Regions from separate parts of the Homo sapiens genome. Here region 1 is linked to region 2. A link is an interaction called in ENCODE POLR2A ChIA-PET data of the cell type or tissue named here. Cell type or tissue: GM12878. All regions are shown on one strand. Links, peaks and the distances in the headings refer to the core of each region. The heading gives the core; the rest is flanking DNA.

The links. Peaks named below come from ENCODE experiments on the same cell type or tissue, not always from the same donor. Only the 100,000 strongest peaks of a DNase experiment are listed, where the experiment ranks them.
Region 1: POLR2A ChIA-PET joins it to region 2 with 5 read pairs; 6 of 35 experiments call an interaction of 5 or more read pairs at or near these places.

The regions. Positions count from the first base shown.
Region 1 is chr1:157,077,030-157,082,537 of GRCh38, forward strand. No RefSeq gene overlaps it. Among named protein-coding and RNA genes, the nearest start is that of ETV3L, 20 kb to the right of the region's middle. In GM12878, for the core only: no CTCF peak of the experiment used is centred there; no DNase peak of the experiment used is centred there.
Region 2 is chr1:157,173,859-157,178,858 of GRCh38, forward strand. The region is part of intron 1 of LOC107985211 (a long non-coding RNA gene); the gene reads left to right. Among named protein-coding and RNA genes, the nearest start is that of ETV3, 38 kb to the left of the region's middle. In GM12878, for the core only: no CTCF peak of the experiment used is centred there; a DNase peak (open chromatin) is centred at 2,983; H3K4me3 peaks cover 1,051 bases; H3K27ac peaks cover 2,349 bases.

The DNA of each region.
Region 1 (5,508 bases), core at 1-5,000, 97 kb before region 2:
TGACTACAACCTGTTGGATTTTGTAATAACTGCTCCCTTTGGAACATAGCATGTTCTCTGTTTGCCTTAGTCTCTTTCATGTTCCATTGGGTATGATATGCCTGACCCTGTAGGCCTTTGAGTTTGAGACCCTAGAGCAACCTCATATGGATCAAATTTTCCCAGGCTCTCAGACATTTACCCCTAGTTCTCTCTTTCTCACACGAATGGGCATTATGTATTGTGGGTTAGTAATAATAATAGCTGCAGTATTGGGCAGGCATTATATACACATCTCATGTATTAGTTATGATAACACAGTGAGAATAGATTTCAGGTATTAAACCTATTTCACCCATGAGGAAAACAGTCTTGAAGAAGTTAAAGAACTTTCCCATAATCACACACATAGTAAGCGGTGGAACTGAAATTTAAACCCAGGTCTCTCTATGCATTTGGAATAAATTTCAATCTTCTGCCCACAGTCAAAGGGACACTGCATGATCTGGCCCTAGCCTTTCTCTCTAACCTCATTTCATGCCTCTCTTTCTGGGTGTTCCCTGGTTCTGCACAAGATTATCTCCTTGTCATCTTTCATGTCTCTGCTTAAATTCCATCTCCCAGAGAGACCTGTGATCATTCCAAATTCACTCTCCCTTCCTCCTCCTTCTTCTATCCAAGCAGTATGTTGGAGCTGGCTTGTACTGGCTCATATTGGCTAATGAGAGCAATATGGTAAATTTTGTGGAATTTGGCAAACCAATTGAAGTCACATTGGTAGCTTGAAATTGGTCATGGTGGGAGTATTTACACCATGAAAATCAGCAAACATTTCAATTTTGTGTTCTCCCCCAACTCTTTTTGTTTGCTTCATATCACTTATCACAATTTGAGATTATGTGTTTAGTTTTTTTGTTGTTAGATAACAATACCTTCCAGGGGTTTTGTGATAATTACATGGTTTATATCTATAAAGTTCTTACAATATTATCTGACATATAGTAGACACTCAGTAAATGTTAGTTATTATACTTAATTTCATGAATATAGAGTCTATGTGTATTTTGTTCATTGTCCAGTGGTTTGCCAAAGCCAGCTTGTACTGGATCACAAGGGCCGATTGTATACATCTCTTCCCAGTTCTACATTCACTGATATTGACTGTGGTGGGAGTATTTACACCATGGTAATTGGTAAATGCCTTAAATCAGGATTTAAAAATTTCTGTTTTGGGAGATCAGGGTCCAGCATGCCATTATCTAGTAGAGTGACTAGGATTGAGTAGACACCCCATAAATACTTGTTGAATTAATAAATGCATGACATTGGCTGGGTGCGGTGGTTCACGCCTGTAATTCCAGCACTTTGGGAGGCTGAGGCAGGTGGATCATCTGAGGTCAGGAGTTCGAGACCAGCCTACCCAACATGGTGAAACCCTGTCTCTACTAAAAATACAAAAGTTAGCCAGGTGTGGTGGTGGGCGCTTGTAATCCCAGCTACTTGGGAGGTTAAGGCAGGAGAATTGCTTGCAGGAGGCGGAGGTTGCAGTGAGCCGAGATTGCGCCATTGCACTCCAGCCTGGGCGACAAAGCGAGACTCCAACTCAAAAAATAAATAAATAAAAATAAAAATAAATAAATAAATACGTGACATTAAAGTCCATATGTTTAATCATTTCATTAGGGTCTTTTCAGCCATGCCTTGAACTGAGTAGGACTGAATGCAGAATTCCTTAATATAGAAGACCCTTTCTACAGATATCCCTGGGGTGTTAGCACACATTACCTGGCTGCTCTCCAGAAGCAAACCTTAGCATTCGTCCCCTCCAGTTCTGGTTTCTTTGAAACATTTGACAAAGAGGAAGAGAGATGAGAAGTAAGAAGGCCATCATCCTGATGACAGGGTTTGTTTCGAGTTCTCAGAGTCAGCACCCGCTATCTCTGTGTGGAGCCTGCCATTGGGCTGCTATTTGGATTTTGCAGCCTTGAGGTTTCTGTGAGGATGCCAAGGTGGATGAGGAAAGGTCAGCAGACCCAGTGTGCATACTAGACTAATGAGAAAATGATGTGTGGAATTGAAGGGAGATGTTTGAGAATCTGTGGCAGAGCCCCTGGTTGTGTGGGGGTCCCTGAGAAGGTAGGCATGGGGCATGGAAAGGGAGGATAGGAAGTAGGCAGGATCTTGTTGAAGAGGGTGCTATTATAAGGCCCTTTAGGGGAAGGTTCATGTGTGGGACTCTCTGTGTTAGAAGCAGGTGTGAGATCATGTGTCAACATAGCTGTCACTTCCCTTCTTTCAGTCTCCTTTATTCTGTAAAATGATAGTGAAGCTTGATGCTCCCCTGGAGGGTGTGTGTTGGAGAAAGATGCGGATGGAGAAGGGAAGGTATCTTTGTCATTATAATTATTAGTACAGGTATAACACAGTAGCTTCACCACAAAATGTCATTCTTGCTTACACCTTCCAACAACAGTACATGCTTTTACAATATTTACTTTTTTTTTTTTTTTTCAGACAGTGTTGCTTTGTTGCCCAGGCTGGAGTGCAATGGCGTGATCTCGGCTCACTGCAACCTCTGCCTCCCGGGTTGAAGCATTTCTCCCACCTCAGCCTCTCGAATAGCTGGGATTACAGGTACACGCCACCATGCCTGGCTAATTTTTGTATTTTTAGTAGAGATGGGGTTTCAACATGTTGGCCAGGTTGGTCTTGAACTCCTGACCTCAAGTGATCTGCCCATCTTGGCCTCCTAAAGTGCTGAGATTACAGGCGTGAGCCCCCATGCCCTGCCTACAATGTTTACTTGATCTTCCTACTTGATCTTGTGAGGTAATAATGGTGGGCAGGAAATATTTACTTTAAAATTTTTAAATTTTATGTAAGTAATATGGTATTGTAGTTTTAAAATCGTAAGTATAAAATATATGCAGTGAAAAATCTACTTCTCTTCTGTCCTCTATCATCCATTTTCTTCTCCCCAATAGGTAACCTCTATTGTTCTTGTTTATCTTTTCAAACATTTTATTTATTTATGTATTTATTTATGTATGTATGTATTTTTGAGGTGGAGTCTTGCTCTGTCACCTAGGCTGGAGTACAGTGGCATGATCTCAGTTCACTGCAGCCTCTGCCTCCTGGGTTCAAGTGATTCTCCTGCCTCAGCTTCCCAAGTAGCTGAGAGTACAGGCGTGCACCACCACACCTGGCTAATTTTTTAATTTTTTTATTTTTAGTAGAGATGGGGTTTCACTATGTTGGCCGGGCTGGTCTCGAACTTCTGACCTCAAGTGATCCACCCACCTTGGCCTCCCAAAGTGCTGATATTACAGCCGTGAGCCACCGTGCCCGGTCCTTTTCAAGCATTTTAGTACCTAATCAAGTCAACACAAATCTATATATGTATTTTCCCCCTTCTTAAACAAATAGTAAAATCCCACATATACTCTTCTGCTCCCACTTTTTTCTTTTAAGACAAACTTGAGAGGTAATTCCACATCAGTACATAATAAGCTTCTGCTTTCTTTTTGACAGTGCATAGTGTTCCGTTGTATGGATGTACCATTATTTGTTTAATCAGCACACCAAAGGTGGACATTTAGGCGCTTCCGATATTTTTCTTTTGAAATCATGCTGCATCAAATTTCCTTGTGATTTTGCACCTGTACCAGTATATCTGTATCATCTCTGTTTCATAGTTGGGGCAGCTGGGGCTCGAGGTGATGAAATGACATGTCTAAGATCACAGACGGTCATCAAAGCAAGTTCTACAGCCCAGCCACCGTCAGAGTTTCTCTCCAGTACAGCATGGAGCCTGGATTTTAGTTCAGCAGCCCTTGTTGCGTGTTGCCATATGCCAGACCCTATCTAGGCCCTATCTAGAGCTTGATAGGGCCTCGTCCCTGCCCTGGGGCAGCTTACATTCCAGGGTAATTTGCACACGATGCAGTCAGTGCTATGATAAAGCTAGGCACAGAGGAAAGGCAGTTGACCCTGCCTGTGGTGTCAAGATGAGCTTCTGGGCCGGGAAATATTTAGGCCGGGTGTGGTGGCTCACGCTGTAATCCCAGCACTTTGGGAGGCAGAGGTGGGCGGATCATGAGGTCAGGAGATCGAGACCATCCTGGCTAACATGGTGAAACCCCGTCTGTACTAAAAAAAAGTACAAAAACAAAAAAATTAGCTGGGCGTGTTGGCGGGTGCCTGTAGTCCCAGCTACTCAGGAAGCTGAGGCAGGAGGATGGTGTGAACCCGGGAGGCGGAGCTTGCAGTGAGCCGAGATCGCGCCACTGCACTCCAGCCTGGGCGACAGAGCAAGACTCCGTCTAAAAAAAAAAAAAAAAGATGAGCTTCTGAGCAAACTCCTAAAGGATTAGGAGGAGTTAGCCTAAGAAGACGGCAGGCATGGCCTGTCAGTCGGAGGGATGAGCAGACATCCAAAGCACAGAAACACAAGCGATTTGGTACCACCAGGGTGCCAAGCGGGTGTTGGGAAGTGGCTGCAGAAGTGTGTCTGTGAGTGCGTGGGGTCCAGTGATGAGCTCCTGGATTCCATGTTGTAGGGAGCTTGGGCCTGGCTCTTTAGGTCTCATCTGAAGTCCATGGACTTTCTAGGAAAATGTTAACTTTTGTGTCTTACTTTTAATGATAATATAAAAAACAAATGAGATAATCATGGTTTGGATCATCTGGGTGGCACTTTATAACCTGTATTGCCAAATGATTTCAGTGTCTGCATTCGTCTTTGTGTTTGTGATGAGCTGGCACCAAGTAGTGCTGCTTTAATTGTCTCAGCTAATTAGAAAAGAACAGAGGAGGACTTAATATGTAAATGATGCGTTTGAGCCTGGAGGAGGCCAAATGTCCTCCCAGCAGGCTGAATGAACAAAGGGTGAGCAGAAGTTCCAATAGAGAAAAGTGGTGGGAGAAGTGAGTCATTGCACAGCGTGCCAAACTCCAGAGACCCTGAGCTGGAACTCTCCATTCCACGATCGCATTTTGTGCAGCAATTAGTTTCAGCAAACATCATCTGTCACAATACATTAATGTTTTTATTTTAAAATGTATTGGCTTTATAGTTTTGTTTCTATTTAATTGGTAAATTGCCATTGCTTTTATAGTTTTATGTGCCATAAATATATATTTATACCTAGTTTTATGTCTATATCTTTTTAAATGACATTATAGTACATATAAATTATCATCACTAGGGGGATAGAGAGATTTTTTTTTTTCCTTTCAGGGGAGCCATTGAAGAGTTTTAAGTTAAATGATCAATATGGAGTATGGATTGGAAAGGGACAAGATTAGACTATCTGTAGGGCCTAAACTAAGTCAGTGTAGAGTTGTCCAGGAGAAAGCAGATTTCGGAAATGTTTAGAAGGTGAAACTGATCGGATCTGGCAACCTACTGGGTATAGGCGGTGGGGGAAAAGACAGCATGGGCTGACACCCTGGTTCCTGCTTTGGTATAATTGGATGTATTGTGGTGTCATTAACTAAAGCAAGGAACAGAAAGAAAAGGAGAGCGGA
Region 2 (5,000 bases), core at 1-5,000:
GTCCATAAGGAATGGGGCTAACCCCTGTAAATGAGGAGTTGTTTTCCCAGTGAACAGCTCCTGCTGGGCTCTCCCTTTCCTCTGTGCCCCATCGAGAGGGGGCTCAAAGGTCTGTGGGCACGTTCTGGGGTTGCAGTTGGGATCTGCAGAGACCACAGGCTTCCCTGGGGGGTGGAGCAGCTGTGACCTGAGTCCCTGGTGGGTTTGGAGGTTGGACTGGGTGATGTGGCCTGTCCTCCTCCTCTGCTGGATGAAAGAGAGATTCTGGAAACCAAGAACTGAGAAGGAACTCTTGAGATAAAGGAAGTCCTGCAGAAAGGCACCTGTCTGCTGTGGTTGGAGTGCGAATGTCACCAACACACTGACGTTGGGCGGGAGCTGGCCCTACCATAGGCCCAAGCTGTCTCTCCATCAGTGGGGCCTTTCCCAGGTTCAAAAGGTAACGTAGTTGGCATGATTGAGGTGGCGAAGACTAGGATGAAAACACCTTGTGAAATGAGACCATGAGCCCCGAGGGAGGAGGGCAGGGCTGGCCACCTCCACCTTAGAGTATGAGGGTCCCCAGTGAGACCACCGAGGCTTTTCAGGCCAGCATGTGTGCAGGGCTGTGCTGGGCGTGAGGCAGTGCAGGCCTGTTTGTGACTGGCAGAGTGTAGACGGAGGTGGCTGTGGTTGGTCCAGGGCTGCCTTGGGGCCCAGAGGCTCTGGATATGGAGCCACAGGCCTTGGTTCCTCTTCCTGGGGGTGGTATGAGGGAGGTGAGATGCCGCCTGGGACAGGCCTGGCCTCCCTCTCCCTTGGTGTGGCTCCTCAAGGTCTGAAGTCATCCTAGTGTGGCAGACTCACTTCACTGAGAGGGGACTTGAATTTGGAAAGACCATTGGTTTGGGAGGCCAGGGACCTGGTCCGAGGCCTGGCTCTGGCCAGTTACTCACTTTCCACACCTTGGGTTTACCAGCTCATCTCTTTGCAACCTCAGTTTCCTCATCTGTAAAATGAGAAAGTGATCATAATGATACCCATGTGCCCCTCACAGGTGACATGCCCCAATGTGACCATGGGTCAGACTCTCCCCATTCTTACCCCATGGAACTTAGTTCAGGGCAGGCACCTGTCTCATTGCCACGGACACAGGGGCCCAGTTCAGTGACCTGAGCATAGGACCTCTCATCAGCTGCCTTTGGGGGCTCCTGACCCCCAGAATATTTTTCTCTGGCTGCTCAGCTTCATGAGGTGAAGGTAGTTTCCAATTGTCTCACAAAGAATGGTGAGGCTTTTGACATTTTCTCTTTTTTGTTATAGTAAATAAATTACATAAGATATATTAGTTCCTTATGGCCTTCATACCAACACAGGTCAGATAGAGAATTTCATATTCCGTTTTCCATTACATCTTTTAGTGGCAGACGACAGCATCCTCTTTAGCTTTTTTCTTTAGGAGAAAATGTATTATGAAAACATACATTTTAGTTCCATGATTTTTTGGTAGAATGAAAGAAACAAACTCATGCCAGAGATTCCAGAAATGGTGTCCAGAGCCACAATGCAGAATTGGGCTGTGGAGAGAGCTGCCGCCTGTGCCGTGGACAGAAAGAAAACTGCAAGGTCAGGGCTAGGCGTGATGGCTCATGCCCATTATCCCAGCACCTTGGGATGCTGAGGCAGATGGGTCACCTGAAGTCAGGAGTTCAAGACTAGCCTGACTAACATGGTGAAACCCCGTCTCTACTAAAAATACAAAAATTAGCTGGGCCTGCTGGTGGGCACCTGTAATCCCAGCTACTTGGGAGACTGAGGCAGGAGAATTGCTTGAACCCGGGTGGCAGAGGTTACAGTGAGCTGAGATTGCATCATTGCACTCCAGCCTGGGCAACAGAGTGAGGTCAGGAGCTGCTGGTTGTGACCATGCCATTGCTGCCAGCCTTCCTTGCCCAAAACATGGCCTGCACCTTGCCTCCACCCCCATGTAACTCAGTCTCAGTAAAAGTTCTGTGTATGTGAAATGACCTGTGGGACCTCAGCTGAAATGTGTCTGAAAAATGTAGTTTTGAGCTTTTCATCTCCTGCAGTACAGGAAGGCATCCTAGGTCAGGGGCATAATGGGTGTTGGATGAGCCTGTTTATAAAGGGAATGTGCCAGCTTGCCCTCAGAGATCTGCCTGAGCTTGGTTTGATCCCTGGCCAGGGCTTGACACAATGAAGCCTCCCTATGCTTCTGAAAATGTCCAACTTTACTGTCTCATAGTCCCCCACTTTCTTTCCGTCCCAGTCTAACCCTTCACACCTGCACCCACACCTGCTGTCTTGGCTCTGTTCTGCCCTGGTTTCCAAGAAAAAACCCAGTGGATCCAAGAAGGTGCTTGGTCATTGACTTCACTGCAGCTCTGGGTCTATCTCAGGGAGGCATCAGATCTCATTGGCCATAGACAGGCTTCCCCTCTTTGCTGTCACTTTCATGTCTGCCTCCTTCCACAGCCTGAGTCCTGACACAGGACCACCCTCCTGCCTGTGATGCCCTCTGGGCTGGGTGACTCAGTGACCCTTCCTCTAATTAGTTCTCTGAGGGAGCAGCCCGGCCAGGCTTGGTTCCCGTCACGCTGAGATCCTGAGGGTGAGCGCAGATGAGCTGCCCAGATTTTGATTCCACATAGGAAGGATATTCTAACTCTAGAACTTGTGGACTGCCTTTTGCAGTAACTTCCCCATTACCAGGTAGGGGAGTGAGAATCAAACCAGTCTTGAATATCTTCTCTCCTGGGAATCTGTGGAGCAGTTCTGGGTGAGAGCACAGAGTGCACTCAAGGTGACGTGCTTGGGGACACACAGTGGGATGGGAGAGTGGCTGTGATGTCAGCGATGAGTCCTGAGCTTGTGGTCAGGAGTCCAGACCCTGTGCCTTGATTAGCTGTGTGACCTTTCACAGGTTCATAAGCCCTCTGAGGTTTGGGTTTCACATCCATTAAATGGATTTAATACCCAGAAACCTACCTTGAGGTGGTCATGGGGTCAGGCCTGCAGCTCCAGCCTTCGGGGTGTTCTGCCTGTGCAGCCATCGGGGAAGACCAGGTGGGGAAAAGGAGGCGGTGCCTTGGGGTTAGGAAAATGATACTGCTCCCCCAGGGTAACGGAAGGGGGAACTCACAGATGTTGTGGTGTATCTAGGTCTGGAGAGAAGAGGCTCAGCAGGAGGTGGAGAGTTTAAGGCAGCTGAGGCTGTGGCAGAGGGAGTATGCAGCTCTCTGTCCTGCAGGAGCAGGGCTGGGAGGAACTTACAGGGGAAGTCATGGTTCAATCCAGCCATGGCTGAATGGCTTTCTGTAGACTGTCAGCTTCTGTGGGGGTCTGTCCTTACCCTGAGTGTATAGAAAGGTGACTAGCACTAGTGGGAACTGAGAAACCATATGGCCACCAGCAAAAGGTAAATGCCAGGATTTGCAATGGGGATGTGGGGAGTTTACACTATCCACGAGAACTTTGTTCTTTTGCCCATAGCTTCTTACTTAGGCAACTGACAGTTGAAGTTTTTGGAAAATCTAAACAGAAATCTGGCTGGGCACGGTGGCTCATGCCTGTGATTCCAGCACTTTGGAAGGCCAAGAAAGGTGGATTGCTTGAGCTCAGGAGTTCAAGACCAGCCTGGGCCACATGGCAAAACCCCATCTCTACAGAAATTAGCTGGGAGTGGTGGTGCCTCAGTTACTTGGCGGGGCTGAGGCGGGAGGATCGATGGGCCCAGGAGGTTGAGGCTGCAGTGAGACAAGGTTGCACCGCTGCACTCCAGTCTGGGTGACAAAGTGAGACCCTGTCTCAAAAAAATAAAAAAGAAGAAATTTAATTTACTAAATAAGGCAGTGACAAAGGAAAGCCACTGAACTCAGGAGTGGCATAGCCCAGCCTTGCTGTAAGAGGGTGACTTCTGTGCCTGACCATAGGCTGACACTGGTCACCAGGGCCACCTGGGGCAGAGCTGTGAACCCAGGGAAGCATCAGGGGAGGGTGTGGGAGGGAACACCAAGCTGGCTGTGCCCGCAGGGACGGGACAGTCTAACAAACTGCCAGGAACATCACAGAGTGAGGTTGTACTTTCATTTCTTCTGCAATTACTTATTGAGTGTGTGTGGTACTGTAGGGACTGGGAGGGGATGAAAGAGCTGAATGGCTTTCTCTAGACTGGTGGCTGTCTCCCCAGTAGTAACTTGCTAGCCCCACCCTTAAAGTGGGGAAGGGCTCCTGTGCTCAAACTTGTCCTTCCCTCTTGCCTTCGTTTCTTCCTATGTTTCTTCTGCAGCTGAACAAGCAGCAGGCAGCCTGCCATGGGGCCCTGCTCTGGGGCCAGTCCCTCTGCTGGGACTCAGGGCTCCTGGGATTCATCAATCTCCTCCTCAGTGAGTGCAGGGTTCCTGGGAAGGGAGGGCAGTTGGGTGGGGCTGGGCTAGCTGGGTCTGACCACTGGGTGGGCTGTTCAGGTTCCGCTGTCTTTGGGCCACAAAAAGAGAAAACCACTCTGTTATGATTTACAAATGCAGCATATTTGGTTGGAGCCCCAGGATAGAAATAACAAAAAGTCCTTTTGGTGGTGAGGAGGCTGGGAACCCTGAACTAGGGCAGTCTTGGTGGTATTGAGGGAACCTTTACCAGGGAGGTGGGGCCGCTTCTGCTGCAGTAGGAGGGTGGCCTGATACTGCCTGGAAAGAGGGATGGAGACAGACAAACTACCTGCCTGGAAAGAGGGATGAAGACAGACAAACTACCTGTCTCCTGGGGAAGAGAGGGTGGGAACAATACATTCCCAGCCAGGAACTCAGAGGTGCTCTGACGGTCTTTGCAGCTGTCCTGTGGAGGAGGGGCAGAACTAGAACCCTGCTGTCTGAACTGGAAGAAGCTCCTCTGTCCTGGGCTTCTCCGTTGAAAAAGGAGAGTGAATATGAACTCCCCTGCCTGGGCTTGGGGCTCACAGGTCATCACAAAGGAGAGGACACTTGGAGGTCTCAGGTTTATCT